7 separate regions of the Mus musculus genome follow, and all the other regions are linked to region 4. The links are chromatin loops, found by intact Hi-C in ENCODE. Cell type or tissue: heart. All regions are shown on one strand.

Region 1 (4,000 bases), 80 kb after region 4:
AAAACTAAAGGGGGACTGATAGAAAATATCACACTTTTCTTTCAGATGAGGAATTTGCATTAAACGATACATACATACATATATACATACATGTAACATGAAAATAGAAAAGAAAAATAGAAAATAGAAAAGGGACTGTTTGGTGAAGGAGGAGTAGGAAAAGGTAGTGGGGCAGGAAATATTGCCAAGATACCATTTTATATTTTTATATATATATACGTATACATGTGTATATATATATATATATACACATGTATACGTATATATATGCAAATGTGAAAATGAAATCCATTATGTTCTATTTTAACTAAAACTAGAATTAGTATAAATCAATCAATCAATCAATCAGGAAAAGTCCTCTAGTACAGAATGATCCAGACACTGTTGTCTGGTGGTCAGAGAAAGAGGGAAGAAAGGGAGGGGGGAGGAGAGGAAGAGGAAAAGGGAGAAGAGAATAGAGGAAGAGAAAGAAAGAGGCAAGAGGGAGGAAGGAAGGGAAGAAAGGAGGGGGAGGGGGCAGGCAGAGAGAACAAGCTATACCTTTTCTACTGCTTCTACTATACATGTTCAAGGATGAAACTCAAGCCCACAGTGGTCCACAATAGGGCTCTTCACAAGAGGTCTCCTCTCTACAAACAGATTTCTATATATAGCCAGGTAGTTAGCCAAGGCCCTCTAAGAATAGCCAGCCTTTAGCTGAGTCAAGTTTTTGTTTGGATAAATTCAGAAATTTCTTGTTTTGCACCTACCCAGTTTGAGTTTTACTAGCCATTAAGCAATGACAGTGTGAGAAGTTTAGATGGGTCAATCCAACGGAAAAGGCGAAGCTACTTTTTGAAAGAAGCTTTTCTTAGTTATTTGTTAGCACAAGAATCAAGAGTTGATCTTTTTCTAAATCCTACCTTCCAGGGCAATTAGTCAAGAAGCTACACTGAATAAAGATTAGATGAGAATAATGAACTGTCCACCAAAAACTTGAGTTAGAAGAACTTGTTCTAGAACTTAAATTCTGAAGGTATGTGGCATCTTGGATGCTATAGGAAGTCACCTGAAGGTGACTTCTACTAAGAATATTAGTTTGTTTAAGGACAGGGTCTCAAGTGGATACTGGACATGGGCTCCCTCCATAAGAAAACTGCTGCCACTGCCATAGTCCTGCCAATTCTTAAGACCTTTAAGAGTCAATGTATTGGTTTTGCCTGATAAAATGATATTCCAGATGATCTGGCATTAATGTAGCTAAATCATTAGTGGCTTTGTTTCAGGACTTTTTTTTAAAATTTGGCTCTGGCCATTTGTAAACCCCTAATGTGATACTAAGGGATACTGAGACTACCAACTTCTGTGATGGGACACATAAGTTTAGGAAGACACCTTTAATCCCAGCACTCGGGAGGCAGAGGCAGGAGGATTTCTGAGTTTGAGGCCAGCCTGGTCTACAAAGTGAGTTCCAGGACAGCCAAGACTACACAGAGAAACCCTGTCTTGAAAAACAAAAACAACAACAACAAAAATGATTTTATAGCCACGTGCTGTTGAGCATTTAACAGCTCTCATTGAGCTCTTCATTGAGTTGATCACTGAAGGCTTCCTTTGGAGAACTTCCATAGTGTAGAGCAATCCCACTTCCACAGAGATCACTCATGAAAACATTAAGTCTTAGTTAGCATCAGCAGTATACTAACCTGATGGAGTGAACTGGTTACCCTATGTGTGGAAAGTCCTTAAACTATACCTGGGTCTCCTGGGACCCTGAAGGTGGGTGCAGGTGACAAAGGCAAGCTTCTCCTTCCTTGGGTTGCTAAATAACCTTAGAAAACCCAGCTCTCTGCATAGACCTAACCTGCCAAAACTGTGCCACATTGTTCCTAGAAAAAATAGAAAAGCATTTTCAGGTTGTTTTCATGCTGACCAGTGGTCAGAGCATATCCTCAATTATATTAAGGATAAAAGAAAGCACAGAATCAGAAAATATCCAGACTATAAAGTACTACAGATTAGGCTGTATCTAACATAATATCCCTTCATCAACAAGGAATATGAGACTGACTACATTAAGTGCTTCCAACACTAATGTTCTATAAAGAAAAATTATGCACAGAAATTGCCTCCAAAGTGGACCCTTGTGACATTGCAGGATGTGCTGAAGCAAGAGAACCATCTAATGTGACACTGCATAGTGTTCTTTCCTGGAAGAAGTAGTTACAGGCTTTTGCCTGAATCAGCAGGATGTCAAGAATTAAAATGTGAATGCAAGGGAGAAAGGGACAAACTCTAAGTCATCAGGGAAAGGAGGATGGGAAGAAAATAGGCAAGTCCAGTGACTCATGAAAAACATACAAGCTAAGAAAGGATAAATCTATCTTAAACTACCCAAACACCTTCTCATGCATTGGCTTCCCCTTCCAAAATTGAGGATTGAACCTAGGGACACACATGTGTTAGGGAACTGCTTTCTCATTAATATATACTCTCAGCCTTCTTTTAAAACTATTTACTCTGAGATACAGTCTCACTAAATTGCTCAGGTTATCCTTGAACTTATGCTATAGCCAAGGCATCTCCTGAACCTTTAATCTTTCTGTCTTAAACACTTAATTAGCTACGGTTACAGAGCTGTACCACCAGACCCATGTGAATCTTGTTTTGTTTTCATTTTAGGATTTTTATCCTGAATTTTTTTTTATTGATACATGGGCTAATATAGCCGAGGTTAGTTTCATAGATTCAAACTGTCTATGAAATCAAGGATAAACTTGAACTTCTGAACCTTCAGCCTCTATTTCGATGTGACTTTTTAAAATAGTGCATAGACTGTTCCATGTCTTCTGGCACTCTATCTTGGTTTTGCCTCCAGCAAAGTCAACTAAAGTAACTGAAGACAGTTTCACATTTCTAATCATTATTTTGTACTAGGTGGTTCAATCTATGGTCAATGTGCATTATGTCCTCTTTAAAACTAAAAAACAGAAAGTGGACTCTGGCTAGGGAAGCAGGTAGGCAGACTGGAATCTTTATAGCTCCCTCTGCTCCTCTAAATCTAATCCTCCAGTTTTATCCTCAGCTGGACAGCAGAACACCTGCTTCCTTTCTCCCTGCCCACATCTCCAATGGACCACACAGAGTTTTCCCTCCTAACCTCCCTCCCACTACTCACTGTTTTTATCTCAGTCACCAACTCCAGCAGGCACTCTCTGGGAAGCCACAAAGGGAATCTCACCAGATAAACACACAAAAGCAACACAAAGAATCTATAAAATTTTTTAAAAGTTAAGTTTTCTGAGACAATTAGCAATCCTGACAAACTCTTATCCAAATTAACTAAAAGGCAGAGAGAATTTTAAAAATTTTTAAAAGTTAGAAATGAAATAGGGAACATAACTCCACACAACAGGCACTAAGTAAATCCAGAGAATCATTAGGAGCATACTTTAAAAACCCTGAACTCCACCAAACTGGGAAATCTAAAAACAAAAAACAAAACAGAACAAAACAAGGTAATTTTCTCCATACATACCAGTTACCAACATTAAATTAAGAGCAGATAAGCAATTTAAATAGCCTCTAAGCCACAGTGAAATAGAGCCACTCATCAAAGGTCTCCCAACCACAGGGTCCAGGGCCAGATTGTTTTAGCATAGAAACCTACCAGATTTAAAACAAAACAAAAAAAAAGGAGTTAAGGAGTTAATGCCAATACTCTTCAAATTATTCCACAAAATAAAAACAGAAGGAACACTGCCTAATTTGTTTCATGAGACTACAGTCACCCTGATACCCAAATCACATAAAGACCCAACTAAGAAAGAATTACAGACCAGTTTCCTTTATAAAGCTAGACGCAATTTTACTCAATCAAATACTTGCAAAATTAATCTAAGTAGACATCAAAAAGATCATCTACCATGATCAAGTAGTCTTCATCCCAGAGATGCAGGGACGGCTCAATATACAGAAATTTATAAATGTAATCTACCATATAAACAAACTAAAAGACAAA
Region 2 (4,000 bases), 430 kb before region 4:
AACTTGAAAAGCCACTATCAGCCAGTAGGTGTCACTGTAGAGACATCATTGAGATAACAGAGAACAGGAAACTGAAGTTATGCCTATGGTCATCAGAAAACTAAACAATGAAACTGGCCTGAATCCAATTTCAGTAAACAGAATCCTTTGAAAAGGAAGACTGCCTTGGCTTTGTGGGTAATTAAAATTGATCTGTTTTATAGGATCATGTTCTGCTTACTGTATCAGATTTTCAAGAAAATCCGCAATGCAAACACTCAAACCTATGAGGAGAAAAATCCCATCCAACCTTTGATTTCTTTGTGCTGATGACTGCTTCAAATGACTACTGTTTTTGTGCTTCTAGACATTAAAATGTTGCTAAAATTCCAAAAAAAACCCAATCCGACCTGACGATTTTCTTAGAAGAAGATGGAATTTAAAAGTCGTCATTTATTTCTAGGAAGATCTGAGCGCGCAGGAGAGGCTTCCTCTACAAAGCTGCATGCACTGGCTGAACAATGCTCTTTTGTGGTGGGACTCTCACCCAGGGCCTTGCACACACTAGGCAACTATTCTTCCACTGAGACACACTTCTGCTGGTCACCCGCTTCTCTCCCTTGGTGTCTCTGTCTCTACCCTCTAATCCCTGCGTGTGTACGTCTCTCTGCGTGTGTCTCTCTGCGTCTCTGCGTGTGTCTCTCTGCGTCTCTGCCTGTGTCTCCCTGCGTGTGTACGTCTCTCTGCGTCTCTTTCTTTCTTGAGATGGAGATTATTCATTTACTATGCTATCTAGGCTCAAATTCCCCAAATCAAGTGATTGCTCCCACTTCAACCTGCTGAGCAGGCGGGACTGTGGGTGCTTGCTAGCACAACAATGTTTTCTTTGTTTCTCAGAAACAAGCAACTTAAATCAGCTTTACCATTTCCTGGGCCCCGAGTGAAATTAAAATGCTTTAGAGGCCAAATTTACTCTAAAGCATGAATTCAAGTCAACTTTTCCTTAAGAGATAATGTAAGTATAAAATTAAATACATATATATAATTTTTTTGCCAGTTTTGAATATAAAAGACAAGGCCTATGAGCAGAGAGCACAACATGTAATGTAGTCTATCTAGATACTCCACAGCTTTTTAAGTTGATCAGGTGACAGGGGTGTCTGAAGGCTTTTTTTTTTTATAAATGTGACAGGATGAAGAACGCTGACTATAAGTGAAACTAGAAAATAAACACCTGTATGCACAACTCAGAGACTCTGCAGCATGTCTTAGGAATTCTGTTTTTTGTTTTTGTCTTTTTTTTTTCTTTTTCGAGACAGGGTTTCTCTGTATAGCCCTGGCTGTCCGGGAACTCACTCGGTAGACCAGGCTGGCCTCGAACTCAGAAGTCCGCCTGCCTCTGCCTCCCAAGTGCTGGGATAAAAGGCATACGCCACCACCGCCGGCGTGTCTCAGGAATTGTGATGACTACAGTAATCACTGTCACTAAAGAATGACAAACATCCATACCCATTGTCTGTTTATCTGTCTTGCTTGGTTTCTAACCCATTGTTAGTACACCCATGGAAGGGCAGGGACACTTCACCCTGGCTGGTCACTCACTTGGGATATGGTAACAGTCTTGGAAGTCTTCTTTGACACGTCTATTCCTCTGTGCGCAAGCGAAATGTGTTCCTCTTTATCTTCTTCGGGACTTGGGGAGTCAAAGATATCGGGGCTTGAAAGGGAAGACTGGATAAAGCCAAAAGAAAATGCCTTCGTCAGAATCATACCTTAGCTGACACAGCTTTGTTTATGTGATGCTGTTAGCTTCTCAAGGCACTCATCATTTCTATTTGATCTGCCTCTAAAACCCTGTGAGGCAGAAAGTATGCTGTTATCTTCTTATAACAGATAACCATATGGCTACCTAGCAGCAGGACTTGGACCAAGCCAGAAGAAGCTAATCTAGGAGCTGCCCCTGATGCCCATCAATCACTTTAACCATGTAACCATCTGTTGTATAGCTTTTCCTAGTCTCTCTATTCTCCAAACATTTGTTACTATGTACCTTAACATGTGATAAGTGGTCCCAGCTCTTGGGGGCTAGCAGTATGGTAGGAAATAGCCCATGGCCAATAGGAGACTGCCTCATAGCCTCCTCTCCTTCACCCTCCTCTGGATCCTTCCTATTCCTTGACCCTACACGTGGTACACATACACGTCCCTTGAAGGATGCATCTGAGAGGGGGCCATTTCTAGAGGCAGGGGATCATGAGTAAAGTGCATAGCCCTACCCACTAGCATATGCTCTCTCTCCTTTGGTATTTGCTACTAATCTCTGCCCTCATTATTATGGACAGTAAACACCCATTCTGGTGTGTATTTGCTAAGGTATATTTATTTATAGAAAGGCAGTACCATTGGGTAAAATGTGGTTCTACACCCATGCCCTTTCTGCCTCACTGTGAAATCACTATAAAGACCCAAAAACTGAATGGGGAGCAAGTCAGCAGAATTCTCTTGGTCACAAGTAATTCCTTTGCTACAATGCTTCAAGTTTAGAACAAAACAAATGAAATCAAGAGTTCCTGTTGCAAGGATTCTTTATAAAATAAATTGTCTTCTAGAAATACATTGCAGCAAGCTTAAATTCAGCTTTGCTTTCTACCCTGAGGTAATAAATGGTTCTAACGGTAATAAAGAATTACCATTTGAAAATGAAAAATTATGCTCACAAATATTTTTTCTTCCTTTTATCCTGCTTACTAAGACAGAAACTTAAAAAAAATATGGGGAGGGATTTTTAAGTCAAGGTTTTGTTTCAAGAGGTCTTATTTGTTAATCTTCACTTAATCTGAAAATCCAATTACCAAAAATATGGCCTCTCACACCAAGCATTCTTATTAATATAGGCTTACCTACTCAACCAGGATGCAATACACAGATCCTTTCAAGATTTAAAAAGCTTCCTTCTATACAATGCATGTTGCATGAGCTTGCCCTTTAGGGTTTATAAACATAACCAGATCCAATTAGTAAGAAAGCACCCAGGCCAGGGAACCATAACTAGTGTTTCTTCAATTATTCCCCCACTAGCCTTCCTTATCCACTAATCCCATTTGTTAGGAAAACCCCGACAGGTGCTACTTTTAAGAGTGAAGAAGAAATTCCGAGTGTACATCCAAATGGGGATGGATAAGAATGAGAGACAAAAATCTGCACACTATACATCATTAAAGCACCAAGGTTTTAAGTCCAAATAAAATCACTCTCCATAAGATGTTAGGCTTTAAGTCACCAAAAGAAGCCTTCTCATTACCATGTGTATCCTTGGCACCTGGCATAGTGCCCTGTCCTCAGGGGACAGATGTCTATGAATATATGTTGACCAAGATATTAAACAACTTGTACAGCCTAAAAGGAGGGTGGAGATCAGCTACCATTACTTGGTCTCGAAAATACACAAATCTCTCAACACAGGCTGTCTCAACAAGAGGGGAACAATTTGAACCACTTAATATTTAGTTCTGGAAAGACACAAGGCTCCTTATACCTTAAAAGACTGATGAAGCCTAGGAAGGAAAACAAAAATGAGGAAGGGTTTATAGAGAAGACACTAGTGGTAGAATTGACTAGTAGGAATGCAAACATGCCAAGAAGCAGCTGGATAGGCTGGGTGTGTATGTGAAGGCTGGGGTGGGTAGAGTCAACACAGGAGAAATAAAAGAAGGCAAGTTACCACAGAATTCTAAAAGAGTTTAAGGAGGCCACTTCTTCAAGTCTTCATCTCAAAAAAAGAAAAAGTATCAATACAAAGTTAGGTGTCGTTCATACAAGGAAGAAAAATAGGACAATTCAAGCTATGCTTCCAGACTCATTAGATGGGAGAGCTCGAAGGGAGTGGCATCCCCGCTCCCCGCCCCCCTCCGCCCGCCATGATAAAAGCACAGGTGAGACTAGTGATGAGGTGGAAAGAGAAACAACCCGAGAAATCCGCAAATGGTTAAATCCCTTGGTATATCTGGATGGAGATTATAAG
Region 3 (4,000 bases), 90 kb after region 4:
CCTGGCAGATACAGAAGTGGATGCTCACAGCCGTCCATTGGACTGAGCACAGGGCAGTTAGTATTCTTAACAATGGAAACGGCAGGGTAGTGGTGGTACATGCCTTTAATCCCAGCACTTGGGAGGCAGAGGCAGGCGGATTTCTGAGTTCGAGGCCAGCCTGGTCTATAGAGTGAGTTCCAGAACAGCCAGGGCTACACAGAGAAACCCTGTCTGGAAAAACAAACAAAACAAAACAAAACAACACAACAACAACAATGGAACCATCTCTCCACCCCCGCCCCCTCAGTGGCAGCAATTGTTGTCCATAGCTCCAAGCATCCTGCCTAGGATATAGTGGAGGGTCAATATTTTGTGAGTGAATGGTTTATTAATTCCAGCTTTTGTTATCATGCAAGTTACTGTGTGAGTTCACACTCAAGCCTCTAGACTCGTCTACCAGTCTTAGTTCTCTTTCCAGTCATTCACAGATTTCTAAAGACCTTTAGAAATTACCTCATTTCTACTTTTCTACTTTTGTGAACTTCAATAGCCAAAGTATACAACTTACCCAGACATTTTTCTCTTTCTTCTCGTCTCTCTTTGGCTAATCTTTGTCTCTCATCTGATTTTAAAAATCCATCCATTCCTGTGAGATAGAAAACATAATTTTCAGTTTTTTTATTCTTCTTTATCTACTGAGTGCTAGAGATGGTTGGGTACATGTCCCTCTTCGTCTGGACATACATACACATTATCCATTGTCACCTATTCATTTCAAGGAACTCACTTCCTATCATACATTCTCAGCCAGCCCCAACAATTCAAGGGCAGCAGTCATGGCTTCCACCTGTGCTTTCCAACGTGTGGTGTAGTGGTGCTGACAAGAGTCCTTTAGCTAATCTTTGTCCCAAGGCCTGACCTGGAGGGGTCAGAAATGCAATTAAGTGACACAGAAACCTAGCTGTATGCAGAGACACTCATTAGTCCTATTCTAATCTGGCTTGAAGGTCCATGGCAGAATAGTTTAGGGGAGAGCAAAAGCCACAAGGTGAATATGATTTTGGATATCAAATATTATACAGTTGAAAAAGATTTCATGTTCTGAAATAAGTCAACTGTGGCAAATACATATAAGTACTTTAGACCACTGCAAAATGTATCCCTCAAATTTAATTTTAGTTCTGACAAATTTGCTTTGATGTCAATCTTAGTATCTCAGAATTTCAAAAAATAAATATACTTCTATGTACACAGCATGCAAATGTCTGTAACAGTTAAGATGAAATGAATAATACCTATCCCCCCAAATGTCTAAGAAATATCCCTGCATCTCCATATCCATACCCCACTCCTTTCATGTCCCTAAAAAACTTTCTAAATTCAAGATTAAATAAATAAGTGCTAATTGTCCCTTGGAGGGACAATTACAAGAATAATTCAGTCCTTGACTACAAACTGACATAATTCATGTTTAGTTTTAGTCAGTTCTTAATTATGATACTGCCAACAAAATGAATGTCATCATGGATTTAAAGATCCAACTCCAACTCATTCCAAACCGTCAACAATGTGACTTCAACTCCTTATCTAATTTGACCTCACCACTTCTCCCCTCCACTAATATCTTCTAGTTTACATTGCCTGCCCCTCGTTCCACCAACACCAACACTGCCATCTTTTTAACCTCGTCCACCTTCTAGGCTCCAAGATCCATGATACTCCATGCTCCCATACCACTTGTGAAGCCCTTACTTCATCCTTCTTTCCTGTACAGAAAAGTAACTTCCTCTCCCTGGCAGCCTCTAAAGTGATATATAACTGGGACTGCCCTAGGTTTGCCTAGGTCCAACTACTACCTCTTACACAGGGTGTACAACACAACACACACACACACACACATAGTGCTGAAATTGATAGAGGAATAAGAAGAAAACATAAGGTCTTTTCTTAATTTAGGTTTTAGTCTCTATCTTAAGTTCCACTCGGAATAATTTGTTCTGTCTGAAAAGCTTTTAAAAAAATAAAAAGCCTGGGAGGCCTAGTCACATGCAGCCAATGTACCTACTCTCGACCTGAGCCTCTGTCTTGATGATAAGAAACCTGCTTTACATATGAGGCAAGTCAGGGGAATGATCAAAATGCTCTTTAACTAGACAAAGAAAAACTGGAAGGAAAAAGAAATGGTCAAAAAGCTGCCCCAGAAGGCTGTTCCATGGACATGCAAGGTCTCAGGCTGCCCTCTTGTGGGCACATGTAAGACACAAGTTTCCCTTCTAGAAACTCCTTATGATCAGGGACATGGTCAGCAGCAGCTTCATCATAACAGAAGTAACAAACAAGCAGTTACTATGGACCAACTGCAGCCACGCGTGGTGATAGCACATGCCTTTAATCTCAGTCCTTGAGAAGTGAAGGCAGGAAGGTCATTTTCAATTATAGGGCTAGTTTAAGGCAAGCCTGAAATCCATGCTACGTTTTACACACGCGCATGCACACACACACACACACACACACACACACACCACTATGAACAAAGTACACTATATGAATTTATTGGCCTCAACCACCCTATGATGACATCTTACAAGTGTAGAAACAGGAGTACAAAAAGGTTAATTAATTTGTCCCAGGTCACATGGTTAAAAGTAGGCAAACTGGATTCTATTTAACCTGGGAACTTGACTCGAACACTCTCACTTTCAATGACCAGTTTTTCAAAGGAAATGTAGCACCTTCTTTGGTGCTTTGATTCAGCAGACTAACAAATCATATCCTGATCCCATGAGCCTGAAAGTCTGGAAAAGAAGTACAAGTCTGACAGAGAAGTATGAAATAGGCAGTATTGAGAGCCAAGTATGGGCACAGCTGTGCATAGATGCAGCAAGTATCCCTTCAGCTCATTATTCTTCTCTCAGACTGATGGTTTGGAAATATTTACTCCATGCTATCTTAGAGACTGATGCTGGCTGGAGAATGGGTGAAAGCTGTAAGACTCAACTTAGGTTCCTCATGGCTTAAGCAAGCAATTCAGCTTTGCTGCACTAATAAAAAGCAAAACAAAGCAAAGCAAAGCAAAACAGCCTAACATGGGTAAGGTGGAATCTCTGTGCTATCCATTTGGCAGCCATGAACTACACAAAGACAAACAAGTAGAAGTTCAGTTCCTAGGTCACATAGCACACATTGGATTGCTATTCTACTGCATAGAAATGGTGGAGAAGCCTGAAAGGTCATTCCTGTGACTCTTTCCCCTCAAGTTTAGTTACTCTGGGTCAGATGAAAAAAATCAGTATGTGAGTTCAATCAGGATTGAAGTTTTACTGGGTACGGTGGTTTGAGTGACAAGTGAGGGGCCCCCATAGGCTCATATATTTGAATACTTGGTTCAGGTTAGTGGAACTGTTTGGGAAGAATTAGAAGATGTGGCCTTGTTGGAGGTGGTTTGCAACTGTAAGTGGGCTTTGAAGTTTCAAAGGTCCCTTCCCTCTTCCTTTCCACCCCCTTTGCCAACTGTGAAGACAGGATGTAAAGCTCTCTGCCACTGCTCCAGTGCCAAGTCTGACTGCTTCCCACCATGATGATCATGCACTAAGCCTCTGAAACTGTAAGCAAGTTTCCCAACTAAATGGTTTGTTTTATACGAGTTGCCTTGGTCATGATGTCTCTTCACATTAATAGAACATTAACTATAACACTGGCTAAGAAAGCTAAGGTCCCAACCCCTCCCTCTTCCTCCTCCCTCTTCCTCCTCCCTCTTCCTCCTCACAGCATATATGTCTCTCCTATTTAATGGTCTAAACGTTTCAAGAACTTTCTATTTAAAGAAAAGCTAAACAACTTATCTCCAGCTTTTACCTTTTGACTACTGACAAACTTCCAGAGGCTAACAAGAGACCTTTGGGCTCATCTCAATGTAAAAAGAGTTGGAAAATAAATGAAATGTCCACGGACTTGATCAGATACTACCCACAACAAAACAGCTAAATTTAAGACAGAGGAATCATGTGAGATTATCACA
Region 4 (4,000 bases):
GTCTGTTTCTTGAGAGCTGGAATTAGAGATAAATACTTTGCTGCTGGCTTTTTATTCAGGTACAAGGGATCTTAACCCCAGTTCTCATGATTCCACAGCAAGTATTACTGACTGGGCCATTTTCCCCAGCTCCAAAAGTTTACATTTAAAATTTTTGTGCTTCAAGATGCTTCTGTGCGCCGGGTGTTGGTGGCCCATGCCTTTAATCCCAGCACAAGGGAGGCACAGGCAGAGGCAGGTGGATTTCTGAGTTCGAGGCCAGCCTGGTCTACAGAGTGAGTTCCAGGACAGCCAGGGCTACACAGAGAAACCCTGTCTCAAAAAAACAAAAAAAAAATGCTTCTGTGCTCTGAAATTTTTACAAGAAAGTAAAACCTGCAGTAAGTAAGACAAAGTATGTGAAATATACTTTCATAAATGTCTCATATGACCCTAAAAGGTAAGACACACATTATAATCCCTTGTTCATTGCTGAGGAAATACCTTAGAAAAAGTTAAGTGATTTGGACAAGGTAATCAGATATAATTCAAGTAAGTCATAACTTCAAACTTTGTTCACTTAGAAAAACCCTTACTAACTTGTTTTATTTTTTTTAGAACACGGAGTAACTGGGAAGCTGAACTGCTATCAATAACCGAGGAAAATAAAACAAACATGACTGGCATGCACCTGCAACCCTGGCATTTAGGGGCCAGAGACCGGGAGTCAGAAACTCAAGGCTATCCTTGGCTACACTGTGAGTTCAAGACCATCCTTTCTTTAAAGACTCCCTTTTTTTAAAAAAAAGGAAGAAAAAAAGAAAGCCTCAACATAAATGAACAAACAAGCCTTTTAAAGTTTTGGACCTGTTCACATCTAGGGAAAAAGAAAAGTTTAAATATGCCAGGCCTGGCCACGCAGGCCTATAATCTACTCAGGATGGAGAGTGGGTACAAAGTTCGAGGACTGCCCAGCCTGACCAATAGAATGAGTTAAACAGCATCCTGTGTTGAGTGAGACTCTATCTCAAAAGGTACATAGCTCTACGGTGGAGTGCTTGCTTGCCATGGGGAAGGGCCTAGCTTTTCTTTCCAGGCTTATAAAAGAAAAGAAAAGTTAAAAAGGTAGCCTGACCGGAAGCCTCGAGGGCCCTATTTTCTCCTGGCCGTTTGGAATGTGTTCCAGAGAAGCAGTCACTCAAGGTGTAACTCAAAAAAAAAAAAAAAAACAAAACAAACAAAAAAAAAAAAGCATATTTCGAGGGCTAAGTTTCTCTAGGGCGGTCCTGACCGGTGGCCCAGTTGACTGAATTCCTCCCAGGGAGGTCTGCGCTAGCTAACTAGCCTTTGACCTTGTCCGCGGAGGATGCGGCTCCCGAGGCCAGAGCATCTTTGGCGGACAAAGCCGGGAGCATCGCTCCGCTCCGGAGGGCTCCGCGTCCTCGGGCTTCAGCCTCCCGGCACCGCCCCCTCCCTGGTCCCCGGGGACCCACGCGGCAGGAGCCTGGCGCCGCCACCTGCCCGCCGCCGTGGGCGGGCAGACCTGGGGGTTGGGGGGGGGGGCGGGCAGGTGCCCGAGCTGGCGGCGGCTCAGGAATAGCACCGGCGGGGACAGCCTCAGAACCCACCCCCCCTCAGGGCAGAGAGCCAAGCGGGCGCGCCAAGGGAGCCTGAGCCTCGAGGGGCGGCAGCCGCTTAGGGAAGGCGCTGGCCCCAGCGTGAACCGGAGAAGGGATGAGGTCCCCGGAGAAGCCAAGTCCGCCCGCAGTCCCGTTCCCGCCCGCCACCGTGAGAACCGCCACTCGTGGGCGAAGGACACACCCTCCCTCCTTCCCAGGCTCGGGCTTCCTCACTCTGCCCACTCCCCGGACCGCTCACCCCTCAGAGAAGTCGTCACCAGAGCCCGTCGCTGTCGCTGTCGCCGTCGCCGAAGCCTCCGCCGCTACAGCCGCCGCCGCTGTTGCTGCTCCCTCACCGCCTCGCCCGTCGCGCAGCTCCCGCCTCCTGCTCCAACCAGCACCCAGCTCTCCCCGCGGGCCGGGACCCGGAACCACTTCCTTCCGGAATGGTCTGGTCCCAACCCCCTCTGGCCCCGCCCACAGTGTCCGCCTCCCGCCCAAACTTGCCTTCAAGGAGGAGAAGCTCGGGTCCAGCCCCGCCCAGACGGCGCCCGCGGGCTCTCTAGCGCCCTCTGCTGGCTGCGCTCTCCCACGGTTCCCTGAGAGACTAAAGTGCGCTCGCGAGTTGATCTGGCTAGAAGGAAGAGAAGCACCCCAGGTGGTGCAAGTCTGGGACTCTGGAGTTGAGGATCGCGGCCTAGAAGTCAGCCCTCAACTTGGTTCCCTTGATCTTCCTGCCTTGTGTGCAGTATCCGCAGATAGAGGCAGAGGTATCGGCCAAGGTTTTTTTTTGTTTTTGTTTTTGTTTTTTTTTTTTTTTGGTTTTCGAGACAGGGTTTCTCTGTATAGTCCTGGCTGTCCTGGAACTCACTTTGTAGACCAGGCTGGCCTCAAACTCAGAAATCTGCCTGCCTCTGCCTCCCGAGTGCTGGGATTAAAGGCATGCGCCACCACTGCCCGGCTAGCGTCTAGCTCTTTATGTGGCCCATCTATATATCTGAGCCTGCTTCTCCTTGACCTCTGTCCCCACCTATTTAATTTGCAACCAATCATCCAACTTTTCACCATTTCCCATAGCCTCAAATGAAGGGTCTGCTTGGAAAACGGGACCTTCTGAGCTTTCCAAATGGGTTAATGGTCCCAATAAATACCAACCCCTCTCTGCTCTCCTCTCTTTTATATTTTCTTATTTTCTTCTCTTTCTCCTTTCTCTCTACCCTCATTTTCCTCCTCTTTTGTGCCTATAGTGCTCTGTTTGTATGTCCATGTATACTTCCCCTGTGTGGGGTGTGGGGGGAGGTCAAAGGGCAACCTCAGGTGTCATTCCTTGAGAAGGATTGTCCACCTTTGTTTAGGGTGACAGGGTTTCTCACTGGCCTGGAACGTTCCAAGTAGGCTAAGCTGGCTGGCTAGCAAGTCCCAGGAATCTGCCTAGCTCTGCCTCCCCACTACTGGAGTTCCAAGCATGTGCCACCATGCCTGTCTCTTTTTACACAAGGTCTAGGGCTCTGACTCAGGTCCTGATCCTTGCAAAGCAAGCACTATAGTAATAAATCTATCTCCCTAGGATCGCCACCCCCCCACCCCCATTTATCACTCTCTGCCTGCTGTATCTAGAGGGAACCCAGGACCGTGCACTCGGTGTGCAAGCATGCTAGCAAGAAGCTCTCATAACACACACAAACACATACACAACTGCAAAAGAAGGATTTGTTAGAGTAGGACCCACATTCGATCCTGGATAATCCAAACAATGACTATTGGCCCCCGGAAGAAGCAAAACTACGTTAGCTATGCAGTCCAAGAAAGCTGGAAGTCTCAGAAGAAGTGGCATCTGTAATTGCCTACAAGCTTCTTAGAGAGTCTCTGTGTGAGTTAGTGTTGAGACGCTAAAGACTCTGGAATCTGGTGGCCACAGAACATGCCGTGGCCATTAGACGTATCTGCTGAAGAAGTATAAAGCTTGCACACGCTGGCTAGGAATCTTCATTTCTCCACCTTTTTTCCTTTGGAGCCCCAGGCCTATTGGGATGTTGCCACCCACATTCAGAACAGCTACATTCCCCCTCAATTGCTCTCCTGCATGTCAATCATCTCTGACAACACCCCCACAGATACACCCAGAAGTGTGTCACTAGGCATCTCAATCTAGTCAGGTTGACAGATCATGACAAACACATTTTAAGCTACCCACAATCCCACTATTCAACTGCCTTACAGGGAATACAAATGATAGGAACTGCTTCTTCAACTTGAGTGTATATCAGACTCACACAGAGGCTCTTCTTGTTGGGGCCTACCTCCAGAGTTTCTCATTTGGGGACTTTACATTCACTCGTGTTTTTCTTTTCTTTTCTTTTCTTTTTTAGATTTATTTATTTATTTATTTATTATGTGTAAGT
Region 5 (4,000 bases), 75 kb before region 4:
TCAGGAAGGGGGAGTGAGTGGGTTGGGGAGCAGGGTGGGGGAGGGTATAGGGGGCTTGGGGATAGCATTTGAAATGTAAATGAAGAAAATATCTAATAAAAAAGAGTGTCATATCTTTACTATTTTATGTTTCCTTATTTTAATAGTTTAGAAAAAGTAATGGCTACAATTGAACAAATAAATATCTAAAGTGATTATAGTTTTGAAGCGTGAACTACTTAACAATTGCAGTAAATATCCTAAAAACTACACTTCATCAATCTAGCACATTGACAGCTTGTGTTGGCCATCTCTCCTTCCCCAAACCTGCTAAGAGCTAGTGACGGAATATGTGGGACGCCTCTGCCAATGGCAAGAACAGGAAAGGAAACATCAAGGCACTGGATATGTCAAGGGTAGGGCTCAATCAGAAGCCTGGAGAGCCAACGGCTTAGCAGGAGGCCATAAAACTACAGCCTGCAGCACACTCTGAAAGGGACCCCTCGACCAACCAAACTTCTGCAAAGCTCAAGGCTCAGATCAAGGTCATGATGTCATCCTTGCTATACTAAGTAGTTGAACCCTAACTAAAACACATATATTCATCAACAAGTCTTTTAAACTTTTTAAAAGAAAAATACAAATGGACATAAATACATGAAAAATGCTTAATATCATTATCTACCAGGTAAAAGCAAATCAAAACTACGGTAAAATATCATCTTACTCCCATCAGAATGGCTATTATTTTAAATAGCAAAAGCAATAGCAAAAAAACAAAAACAAAAACAAAAACAAATACCCAAAACTTAAAAAACAAATGTTGTCAAGCACTTGGAGGAAAATGTGTCATATAACTAAGTCTATGAAAGACAGTATGGAGCTTCCTTCCAGAAACTAAAACTAGGGGAAGGAGAGAGGGCTACATGCTTACCAGCACGGGCTGCTCTTCCAGAGGAACTGGATTCAATTCCCATCACGCAGATTACAACCATCTGTAACAACAGCAGTAAGGGACCCAATGCTGGCCTCGATGATCACCAGTCATACACAGACATTCATGCAGGCAAACCATACAGACAATGGCGTATGTTTTAGCCATAAAGAAGAACGAAACCCTGTCAATTTAGACAAAATGGATGGAATTATAAGACATCATGTTAAGAAAAGAAGAAAAAAGACTCAAGAAAAAGACAAGTAAGCTGGGTGAGTTTGAAAGGAAAATACATTCATTCCTAAGGTAACACTTAAATCCTTCTGTTGTTACAAGCTTGTAGTCACTTCAAAAGTAGTCGTCAGGTGTCTAGGTCTTGGGTAATACTCTTTTGGTTAATACTAAACCTAGCTTAAGTAGACTCTACAGTTGTGTAAATTTGTAAAAGTATTATCTGAACAACTAGTGAGGTTTCAAACTCTTGTAATTGTAGTTAAATAGTCATTGTATTTTCTTGTGAGCTGTGTTTAATGGTTTTACCTCAAATCAGAAAAAAAAAAAAATGAAGTGCTTGGGTCAGTTAATAAAAAGGTTTTACCCAAAAAAAAAAAAAAAAAAGACAAGTAACACATGTATCACTTATATTCTTTAGAAAAAAAAAGAGACAGACAGACAGAAAGGCAGGCAGACACAGAGAGAGACAGAGACAGAGACAGACAGAGACAGAGAGAAAAGCAGAGAAACAGAGAGAGACAGACAGAGAAAGATAGTGCCACTTCCCAGTGACCAAACATTCAAATATATGAGCCTATTTGGGCTGTTCTTATTCAAACCACCACAGCCATGATGGTGGGAGTATAAAGGTAGATGTGATCTTTGTATGCTATATGCATGTATTTAAGAGGTTCCATTAATTTGTGCAAGTTGTATGTGTTATGAAATGTTGAAAGAAAACATGTGTGCCTACAAAGTGGATACACACATGCCAAAAGTTGACAAGGATTGAGACCAAATTGTTAAATGCTATTACTGAGTAGTCAGAAGTAGTAGAAATCAAAGGGAAATTAAAGTTCTTATGTATAGTTTCTCACTTTTCAGAACTTTCCCCATCAACGATACATGACCTATAGAGCAAGAAGAGCTTACCTCCAGGTTTTACAATATCCCATGCAAGCATGAGTATCTGAAAAACCTACAGACTAACTGCAGCACCTGACATCAAAGACTGTGCATGGAACAGTGACATTGCTAAAGCATCTCTCAAGTCCCATTAGTAATTCATGCACCTGGAAACGTGATTTAGACATTTAGACGTGCTTTAAAGCCATTGCCGCAAATGCACAGATATTGTTCTTATTTTATCCTAGGGTCTATGAACTCATTCCACCTTGATGTGTGATGCTGGTCCTCTGGTTGCTAGGCAGCATTAAAAAACAAACAAACAAAACAAAACAAAACAAAACAAAAACCGGCAGTCCCTCTTTTGTCCATTAGGTGGGGCAAGAAAGCTTTAGAAGATTATCAACCAAAATACCAGGAGCGCCAATTGCTGGTGTAGTTGGGGGAACCCAGAAATTATCCCCAGTCCGTTTGGTGAGATGCTTGCTAAATAACTTTTTTTTTCTGGGACAAAACCTGTTTTCAGAGAGTTTTATAGTAAAAACTCAAGTTGAAACACAAAATGTTTCAATACGGTAAGTGCCCCTGTAACCAGAACCTTTTCCTAGTATTTTTTAAATGAAAAGGTGCTCCAATTGAGGCTCTGAGGAGATGCATCAACTGGTCAAGTGCTTGCTCTGAAGCATGCAGAACACAGTTCAGAGCACCGAAACTCATGGGAAAAGCTGGGTGCTGTGGCCGTATACTATTCTGTGGCCTGCCTCAGACTCCCCATTTCACAGATGTTACAGTTGCACTCTAACCCCAAAGGTTTGTGTGTAGGAGGTGTGATCCTCAGGGGAGTGCTCTTGGGAGGGGATGGAAGCCTTAACTGGGGTCTCGAGAGAAGTCTTTAAAATGTTTGGGAGTGTGGCCTAGAAGGCGCTACGAGGACCCTGGCTCTCTCCTTTTCTCTCTGCTCCTTGTCTCTTGGTGGAAATAGTTTTGGGAAACAGCTCCTGCCGTAACCAGCTGTCTCATTACAGTGTCCAAAGCAACAAACCTAGATTAACACCCACAGGAATAGATTGAGATACTATCATCTCTAAGACTAAGAGGGGGGAAACACTCTTTTCTCCATGTTTGGTTTTGAGACAAGGTTTTGCTCTGTTAACCCAGGTTACCCTTGAACTTGCTTCAATCCACCTGCCTCAATCCCCCAAGTACTGAGATTAAATATGTGCATCATCCATCTTGTAAAACTTGTTCTGGTTTTCTCCTTGAAAGTAGATCTCTGAGAACATTTTGTTACAAGGACAAAAAGCTGACTGGCAGATATATCGGATGATTGACTGATGAAGGAATTGACTGTTGTTGGGACTCTGGGTGAAATGAACAAACATTTAAGACAGGAATCCCAGAGGAATCTTATGGGAGTGGATGGGATGTATCAATATAAATTAGTAATTTCTAACATATACATATGTATATGTTAATATGTATAAGCATGTATGCATATGTTTCCCAGATATGGCTGCTGAAAAGATTTATAGATGTAAAGACCTATGCAGCAGTAAGCATTAGTATCTAAGAATCCCTCTGTAATGCTATCACTCAGGCTGAGAAAGAGAGGTGAGGGAGGGAAGATGGGAGATGTTATAGTATAGTCTGGCAAATATATGCATGCTCATTTGAAACTATTGATGCATTTAAAACTTTTTTTTAAAGTATTTTTTTATGTGTCCGAGTATCTGGCCTGCATGTGTATAAGTACACGGGGTGCATCGTACCTATGAAGGCCAGAAGAGGGCCCCTGGAACTGGAGTTACAGGTGGTTTATAAGTCACCATGTGAGTGCTAGAAACTGAAGTGAGGTCCTCTGCATGAGCAGCAAGTGCTCTCAACCACTGAACCATCTCTCCAGCCCTTGAAGAAAACCTTTGAATGGGTAGGTTGTCATATATGATGATGTCATCCATTTCTAATTAA
Region 6 (4,000 bases), 580 kb before region 4:
AGACAGGGTTTCTCGGTATAGCCCTGGCTGTCCTGGAACTCACTCTGTAAACCCAAGTTCTGGGATTAAAGGCATGTACCACCACTGCCCAGCTCCATTGGACTTTTAAGAAACAGACTTATTCAATTTGCTTCTATTCCCACTGAGATGAATCGTGCTGCGCTGTCCTGGATTTCTGTCTGGTTCATTCTTCTGAATGAATCTTTCTCTAGATGGACCCTAAGTCAAAATGGATTCTAAAAGATGGGATCAGTGTCATCAGGCCCCTTGGTTGTTAATTCAAGGGACATTTATTGAACATCTATGACATGACAGACTGACTATATTGGGAGCATGCAACAAGATAAACCAGATCTGGCTTTATAATTGAAGTAACATACAGGCACAAAAGTATAGCCACTGTGGTGGCCAATGCAAATTCCCATATCCCATGCTCTCTCAGTGGTCAAATGCAATTGGTACACTTCACAAAGTGATGTTATTACTATGTGCTTAATGTTTACAAACTTTGGGATTCAGGCTATTAACAAATGAGAAGGAATGGGTGCTATAGAAGAACAGGGTGAGCTAACTGGTTTGGCTATCATGTTCTCCAGGGCCCGATAGTGCACTCACAGCATCTTGGAACCCAAACAGAATCAGGTGAATCTGGTTGATGGATGAGCTGTCAAAGTCCAGGTCCACCTTTAGTTTTGATATTGTGGCTGCCATCACCCTGTGCTCTGGGGAGCGGATGAAGTCCCTCAGGATTCCAATTATCTGTTTGATGTGGCTAACTGAGAGAAGCAACTCTTCTGAACTCTGAAAATGATACACACACACACACACACACACACACACACACACACACACACACGAAAATCATTTTCATTTGAGTGAGTCGGAGGGAAGGCAGGAATTTCCAAATGCGTTGTGGGAAAGTAGACAGTCCATTTGCTAATGGAATTGTGGAAGCTCCTGAGTAAGGATGCTCCTGAGTCCCATCATACCCTTCCTGGAGGTCTTGGGGATCCTCCCCAAGAGGTGGGTATACAGAAAATGTCAGCACTAAGGCAGCTGGGAATGGTCCTTGCTTCCTGTCTGACCACTCTACAGAGGGCTAGGGAAGGTAGAGCTCATAGCAGGACAATGGCCTCTCTTCAAAGTATCTTCCTGTCTATAACAACGGGAGAGAGAACACTTTGCTACTACTTTGGCCTGCTTCAAACTTGGTTTTCTTCCATAACCATTCTCCCTACAGTGCCTGTTCTCTCCTGAGTGTAGGCTCTAGCACAGTGGGTCTCAACCTTCTTAATGCTGCAACCCTTTAATACAGTTCCTCATGCTGTGGTCCCCCAATCTGAAGACTTTTGTTGCTACTTCATAACTAACTTTGCTACTGTTATGAATTATCCATACCATGTGATATGTGACCCCAAGGGGTTTGCAACTCAATAGGATGAGATCCATTGCTTCAGTGTGTCATATAAGGGGAGAGGGGGAGACCAAGGGAGTGCTAAGCCTCTTAGAGCTTTCAGCTGACATCCAGTTTGCTTTCCACCAGAGGGCAGCACCAGCACACCAATGCCAGGAAGCATTGCAGTAAGCTGAAAACCTCCTTTTTGTCAGGAAAGAGAAGGGTGTTGGGCAATAAGTATAGTAATCACTACAACTATGAGAATGTCCCAGGATGTAGGACACTTTGCTGTCCCGTTTACACCTGTTGGAGAGAGGAACTGGGCAGAGTCGGTAGGATTATCAGATGCCTTTCCGCAGCCTGTACCTGGACCACACACTCTTGCAAGTTGGAAGCCACTTGGTTCTGTTCCTCCCAAAGGATTCTGTAAAGGATGGCTCTGCGCTCACTGTCCTTGCGCAGCAGAAAGAGACCAGGGTCCCTCTCCTCTGGGGGTAAGGCTGTGCTTCGGTCATCTAAGGCTGGGCTTTCATCTGGGACACTGCAGATAAACATCGTCAACAATTTCTGTGTGTCTGGGAAGGGTAGCATGTTGTGCCCTTTGGGGAGACTCCAGAAGAGGAATTGTGGAAAAAGGCTGGTGGGTAAGGTGTGTGGTATCCCCTCTCCCCTTCTTGACTACCCCCTTGGTATCTAGTGGGAGAGAAATAAGGAGATAAGGGGCCCAGAGAGAGGGGAAGAGAAGAGGGAGAGGACAGGGAGGCAGATAGGGTAAGGGGAAGAGGAGACTAGAAAGGGGAAGTGTGGAGGGGGGAGGGGAGAGAGGAAGAACAGGGACAACCAGAGAAGAGAAAGGACAAAAAAAGGACACTGGGTGAAGACAAGTCTCTTTGGTCACCCTGCTTCCCTGCAAAACTCCTTTCTGTAACCCAGCAAGTGTTCTGCTACTGAGGAACAACTGGTATCCTTCAGAGGACTGCCACAGGGGGACAAGAGACAATGACAGTACCTGAGAAGGTGGCTGAGCTGATGTTTGGGCACCTGGACTTTCTCAAAGAATGCATCAGGCTGGGCATCCGAGTCTGGGGAGATTGAGCCATGCTCGCTGCTGCTGCTGCCCACAAGCTCTCCTGATGAAGGCAGAGCCAGAGTACCAGTGCCACTCCGAACACCCTCTGTGGAGAAACAGCCAGAGAGTGGCCAGACCCCCATACAAGGACCTGTTAATCACGGACTCCTCTAATCCACTGCTACACTGTCTAGTAGAAGGATCCTAGTGAAAATGTAGGGTTGAGGCGGGCCTCACAGTAAGGCAGCGACTTGGTGAGCCACACTGTCACAGCCTCTGACTTACCCACTCAACGAAAAGAGGAAAACGTGTTTTCTTTTAGAGGCCAACCTTAGTTTACAGACAGGACTTAACTACATGTAAATGTGTCCTTCCCCAGAAAGCCTGTGTGTCCTTTTAGTAAGGTCAGTATCAACACAGGATGACAGGCCAGAAGCAGCAGGCTCTACATGTGGGAAAGTTACAAAACCCCAGACAAGAGACCTCTTGCCTTCCTCCTCTTCACATTCCTCAAAGAAGTACTTGAAGTACAGGAACGGGATCAACGTGACGCTCCCTGTGTCTGTCAGAAAACAGGTGGACAACTGGCTGGGTTTGTATACTCCAAACCTCTGCGAGGACTACTGCTGCTCTTCACAGAAGTGGGCCTAGCATGGCAAGAATGGTACTCCAGGGCCCCAATTTCTTTCTCTGAGCAGGAGAGAAACTCAAACCTGGGGCGTACCCCAGCTGTCCAGGTCAGCCTTACCTGAAGGCTTGAAAGCAATTCGGTTCTTTTTGCCTTTGTTCACCTGCCTTAAGAACCCTTCTTGGAGAAGGTCAGCAGCAGTGACACGTTTCTGAGGGTCAGGCTCAAAACAAGACAAGATGAAGGCTCTGGCTTCAGCTGAAAGGGCCTCTGGAATTTCAGGGTGGATCTTAAACATCCCTACCTGCATTGAAGGGACAGTTAACAATGTCAGCATGGGTGAATTCGGGTGCGTGCACTTTCAATGGAAGTTGCCATCTCATGAGAAAAGCTTGGTGACATTTATTTAGATGTCCTGTTGCTACATGACATTTCTGCTCCTCCCATCTACAAATGGAGTCAACTTCCCCTTCCCTGAAGTCTTAGCTAGCTTCTCATGACTTATACCAAGAAAGGGTCAGGAGAGCAATATGGTGAGGCTTTCAGGACCTAGGGCTGATAAAGCCTGGGAGAGCGTGCTCTTGGGACCCGGATACCACCAATGTAGAAGAAGGGAGCCAGGATAGACAACTACATGGAAAGAGTAACTGATCCCTCCCTGCTGTATCTTGCCCTGTCACACGGTCCTGCCCCAGCAAGGCCACCAGTTGGACACACCCAGGGGTAAACCTGAGAAGAACGTTGAAAGACCAATAGCCAACTAACTCTGTTTTTTGTTTGTTTGTTTTTGTTTTGTTTTTTCTTTTTCTTGTCGAGACAGGGTTTCTCTGTGTAGCCCTGGCTGTCCTGGAACTCACTCTGTAGACCAGGCTGGCCTTGAACTCAGAAATCCACCTGCCTCTGCCTC
Region 7 (4,000 bases), 160 kb after region 4:
CTTCTTAGGGCTTACAACTAGTGTGACAACTGGAAATCTAGTAGTCACTAGAGTTAGGGTGAGATTAAGACCCCTCATCTACTGAGGTGGTCCAGCTGCCATCTTGGAAGAGGGACATCTACAGGTAGGAATTTGAAAAGTGTGAACATATTATGCTTATAATCACACCTTTTCCAAGACAATCAGCAACAATCCTTGCACAAAGACTGGCAACCTTCATTTTTGAGGCCTAGCATTGATATGGAGACAAGTTCAAGGTCAGCTGGGGCCACATAGCAAGACTATCTTTTTTCCTCTGGCCTAACTTAATTTTTTAATTAATTAATTATTTTTATTTATATCCTGACTGTCCCCCAACATCCCGCCTCTGAGAGTGTATCTCAGTCCCGACCCCCACCATCTTCTCTCCCACTGAGGGCAGACAAATCAGTCCTCTGTTACATTTGTGGGAAGAGTTAGGGGAAGGACTGTAAGACTCTCTTAAATCAATCTGTCACAAAACTGTGACCAAGTACTCAGTGGGCTAATGTAAATGGTGATAGGCACAAAGAGTAATTAAGTTGACTTCTTGGAACCAACTTTCAAGCAGAAGAGAATACTAGTGGGTGGACATGGGACAAGGTCCCAAGGATGAATGAGCAAAGACTTTTATGGTTTTTTTTTAAATGTGTGCGTGATTGTGGAGGGGTGGGGGAGGCAGAAGAGGGCATTGGATCCCCTGGGGCTGGAGTTACAGGCAGTCATGAGCAGCCCTATGTGGGTGTGAGAACCTAACTTTGGTTCTCTTAACCAGGAAGGCGTTCATCTCTTCTGCCCAAAGGCTTTATTTTTATTTTTTTTCTAAAAAGGGAGCTTCTCTGTGTAGCCCTGGCACTCACTCTGTAGACCAGGCTGATTGACCTCAGCAATCCACCTGCCTCTGCCTTCCTAGTGCTGGGAGTAAAGGTGTGCGCCCCTCCCCCCACCCAAGTTCATCCTGTGTAATGTGTTCCTCTCCTGTGGGAAATAAAAGCTTTCCACTACTTTGTACTTTATATTTTTGAGAAATTACGAGGACAACGAATATAGCAAGCCTGTAATGCCAGCTACTCGGGAAGCTGAGGCGAGCGAATCCCAAGTTCAATGTTAGTTTAGGGTTCCGGGGCAGCCTGGAGACAGACAGAGCAAAGCAAAGCGGTAGAGTGCTGGTAAAGATAGATTTGATCCCATAAAAAAAAAAACACCACAAAATACTGTAAATATATAAAAATGAGAATGATCTTAGGAACGCTGCACTTCTGCTTAGAATTTGTAATCATTTTTTTATTTATCAAAATATATACACGATCAGAAGCAAACGTGGAAAAGTTGGCTCAATGTGGGTCAAGGGCTCTGTGGAAAAAGTTAAGCCCCGGTAAAACTATGGAGCAAAGTGATTCTCTAGGGATGAAATTTGCGAATGCATCAAAGTACTGGCCACTGGCTACACGGGTGCGGCCTCACCAGTACCAACTAAGTGTCCATAAAAAATCCTAGGGAGGAGGTGCCAGATGGGCACGAAAGCAAGCGAGGCATCACCCTTTTTCAAAGTTCAGATTGGCTCCCAGGGCTTAACTCCCCAGGTGTTGGGAGCCCAAGAAGTCCGAGGCAGGTGTTCCCATGAGTCCCCCGGGCGCCGCGGTCAATGTGGCGCGAATCGGGGGCACGAGCCCATATTCTCACACAGGAGGCCCTACAAAAAAAAATGGCGTCGGCTCCACCCCAATGTGGCCAAACTGGGAGCCAGGAGTAACTTCCCTGCGCTTCTGCCCAGCTCCAAGTAGGACGCAGAGAATGCAGCCCGAGGAGAGGCAAGAAAAGATGGCAGGAAGGTCACTGAGGCCTGGGCTGACCTCGAGGCCGAGAGCAGCGCCAGGGAGCCGGCGGGGAGCAGAGCCCCGGTCCCGGCGGCGGCGTCCTTACCTTTATTCTTGGGCATGGCCGCAAAGACTGGCTGGCAGCGTGTGGGACCGCACTCAGGCTGGCGGCAGGAACTGCGGTGACTCCGACGGGCAACGCCGAGAAGTGCGCGCCACGAAGACCGTGCGGGAGGTCGGGAAGCGTGCTCAGGAGAGGCTGGTCACCCGTGCTTGCGAGAGCCTCCCGTGCCCACGCTCGGCAGTGGCAAATGGCGTCGCGGCAGCGGGCGGGGCTTCTCCCCGCCCTCCTCCTCCTCCCCGCCCTCCTCCCCCCCCCCGCCCGCCCGCCCGCCCGCCCGCCCGCCCGCGGAGCCCAGCCTCCCGCGACTCTAAGGCGCAGGCGTGGCCAAGGGGCAGTCCTAGGGTGGGAGCCTAGGGAGAAGCCTGCCAGGGAGGCGTTCACTGCTGCCAGTGGGCACGCAGTAGGTGGAGTGGGGCCTCCGGCGTCCGGAAGGGGGCGGGAGGGGCCCGGGCGGGAGGGGCCCGGGCCCTGCGTCACAGTGGAGGCTTGGAGGAGAGGAGGGGAAATTGAGGTGGTGCAGGCTGCTGGCTTGGGCATCATCTCGGCTTCCTAGCCAAGTGAGCCCCAGGCTTGACAAGGTGCTGACTCACTAACCTCAGAGTTGAGTTTTAATGGGGCCCTTTCACCAGCCCAACCAAGCTGGAAATCTAAGGGGGAAGGAGAGAAGGCACTTCTGCCATCCTCTTCCAAACTTTAATAGAATATTTGCATGATACTTAAAAATAAATCTTGTCCCTAACTCACTGTAGCTAAGTCTGTTTATAATGCTCAACAGAATGCCTGCACATGGTAGGTTGCTCAGCAGACATAGGATAAAAGGAATGGAAGAAAGTCGATGTTAGGGTCCAAATCTCCCAATATTCATGCTGAAGTTCTAACCTGTATGTATATTACTCTGTTTGGATATAAGATCATTAAAGAGCCTATATTGAAATGAGATCCTTAAGACTTGATGCCAAGACTTGACGTTAGCATGGTAACATAGGCCTTTAATCCCAGTACTGTGGAGGCAGAGGAAAGTAAACTATGAGTTACAGGCCAGCCAAGGCTACAGAGTGAGACCCTAACTCAAAACCAAAACCAAAACAAAAGCAATTAGTACCTAGGCATAATGAGGCATAAAAAAGAACAACCAGTTCCTGAGCCCGTAATCATCTGCAAGCCATGAAGACCTCAGAAGAAGCCAGATTTGTCTCTACCTTGACTTTAGACTTGGAATCTTCAAAACTGAGCAAAATAGTAGGTGGGCCTGGTACTCATGCCTATAATCCTAGCACCTGTGAAACTGAGGCAAGAGGATTCCTGCAAATCTATGGGAAAGCTGGGCTACATAGTGAGTTCCAGGCTAGCCTGGGCTACATAGTAAGACCCTGACTACAAAACACACAACACAGTCAAGAGAACGTACATTTTTGATGTTTAAACAACTCGCTCTCCCATTCTTTATTCTGGTGGTTCCAGCAAAGGAATACTGCATAGATTCTCAGAACAACTAACTTCACTTCAAACTAGGTTTATTGGGGCCAGCAAGATGGCTCAGTAGGTAAAAGCATGTACCAGGAAAGTCAGGCAAGCTGAGTTGAGTCCCTGGAACTCGTGGAAGGAGAGAACCAACTCCATAAAGTTGTCCTCTGACAGCCACACCTACCCCTCCATTCTGGCAATAATATAAAGAAATTTAAAGGTAAGCTTATTTTAAATGATCCTCTTGGGAACATTAGCATTTTAACATTCTCTAGGGAAGGAGACTAAATGAAAGAGAAATAAGGTATAATGAACCAACAGTACTTCTCTACCATAGACATTTGGCAATGTCTGGAGACATTTCTGGTTGTCAGGAGTGGAGGTAGGAAGGAATGATGTTGATGCCAGAGTAGAGGCCAGAAATGCTGGCAAGCATCCTACAGCTGCTGCCCTGCCGAGAAACTCAGCGACAGATAGATTTCTCAGAGTGTAATTAAAAGATGACAGGGGAAACCGGGCATGTTACCACACACCTTTAACTCAGCACTCCAAGTCTGAGGTGGCAGGAACTTCTGAT

Evidence for each region. Hi-C counts contacts between places; a loop is a spot of excess contacts. Peaks named below come from ENCODE experiments on the same cell type or tissue, not always from the same donor. Only the 100,000 strongest peaks of a DNase experiment are listed, where the experiment ranks them.
Region 1: it touches region 4 in a loop (3.0-fold over the local background); 3 of 42 quality-filtered maps call a loop at or near these places.
Region 2: a loop joins it to region 4, with 9 times the contacts of the local background. A loop is called at or near these places in 12 of 42 quality-filtered maps.
Region 3: it touches region 4 in a loop (3-fold over the local background); 3 of 42 quality-filtered maps call a loop at or near these places.
Region 5: a loop joins it to region 4, with 10 times the contacts of the local background. A loop is called at or near these places in 9 of 42 quality-filtered maps.
Region 6: a loop joins it to region 4, with 3 times the contacts of the local background. A loop is called at or near these places in 4 of 42 quality-filtered maps.
Region 7: a loop joins it to region 4, with 6 times the contacts of the local background. A loop is called at or near these places in 2 of 42 quality-filtered maps.

The regions. Positions count from the first base shown.
Region 1 is chrX:159,450,985-159,454,984 of GRCm38, reverse strand. The region is part of intron 3 of Map7d2 (MAP7 domain containing 2); the gene reads right to left. Among named protein-coding and RNA genes, the nearest start is that of Map7d2, 38 kb to the right of the region's middle. In heart, no CTCF peak of the experiment used is centred here; no DNase peak of the experiment used is centred here.
Region 2 is chrX:159,959,475-159,963,474 of GRCm38, reverse strand. Sh3kbp1 (SH3-domain kinase binding protein 1) reads right to left here. Exons shown (of 18, transcript NM_001135727.2): 15 at 1,582-1,710. Among named protein-coding and RNA genes, the nearest start is that of Map3k15, 27 kb to the left of the region's middle. In heart, a CTCF peak has its summit at 29 (motif pointing right); no DNase peak of the experiment used is centred here.
Region 3 is chrX:159,440,551-159,444,550 of GRCm38, reverse strand. Map7d2 (MAP7 domain containing 2) reads right to left here. Exons shown (of 17, transcript NM_001081124.2): 2 at 551-628. Among named protein-coding and RNA genes, the nearest start is that of Map7d2, 28 kb to the right of the region's middle. In heart, a CTCF peak has its summit at 2,217 (motif pointing left); no DNase peak of the experiment used is centred here.
Region 4 is chrX:159,530,693-159,534,692 of GRCm38, reverse strand. Bclaf3 (Bclaf1 and Thrap3 family member 3) reads right to left here and starts at 2,025. Exons shown (of 12, transcript NM_001033472.2): 1 at 1,858-2,025. In heart, a CTCF peak has its summit at 2,168 (motif pointing left); DNase peaks (open chromatin) are centred at 1,382 and 2,082; H3K4me3 peaks cover 1,438 bases; H3K27ac peaks cover 712 bases.
Region 5 is chrX:159,605,503-159,609,502 of GRCm38, reverse strand. No RefSeq gene overlaps it. Among named protein-coding and RNA genes, the nearest start is that of Sh3kbp1, 20 kb to the left of the region's middle. In heart, a CTCF peak has its summit at 2,405; no DNase peak of the experiment used is centred here.
Region 6 is chrX:160,114,456-160,118,455 of GRCm38, reverse strand. It overlaps Map3k15 (mitogen-activated protein kinase kinase kinase 15), which reads right to left. Exons shown (of 29, transcript NM_001163085.4): 20 at 3,214-3,397; 21 at 2,406-2,571; 22 at 1,763-1,937; 23 at 616-801. Among named protein-coding and RNA genes, the nearest start is that of Gm39547, 22 kb to the left of the region's middle. In heart, a CTCF peak has its summit at 1,538 (motif pointing right); no DNase peak of the experiment used is centred here.
Region 7 is chrX:159,370,357-159,374,356 of GRCm38, reverse strand. It overlaps Eif1ax (eukaryotic translation initiation factor 1A, X-linked), which reads right to left and starts at 2,179. Exons shown (of 7, transcript NM_025437.5): 1 at 1,942-2,179. The coding sequence starts at 1,957. In heart, a CTCF peak has its summit at 2,361 (motif pointing right); DNase peaks (open chromatin) are centred at 1,716 and 2,376; H3K4me3 peaks cover 2,576 bases; H3K27ac peaks cover 1,320 bases.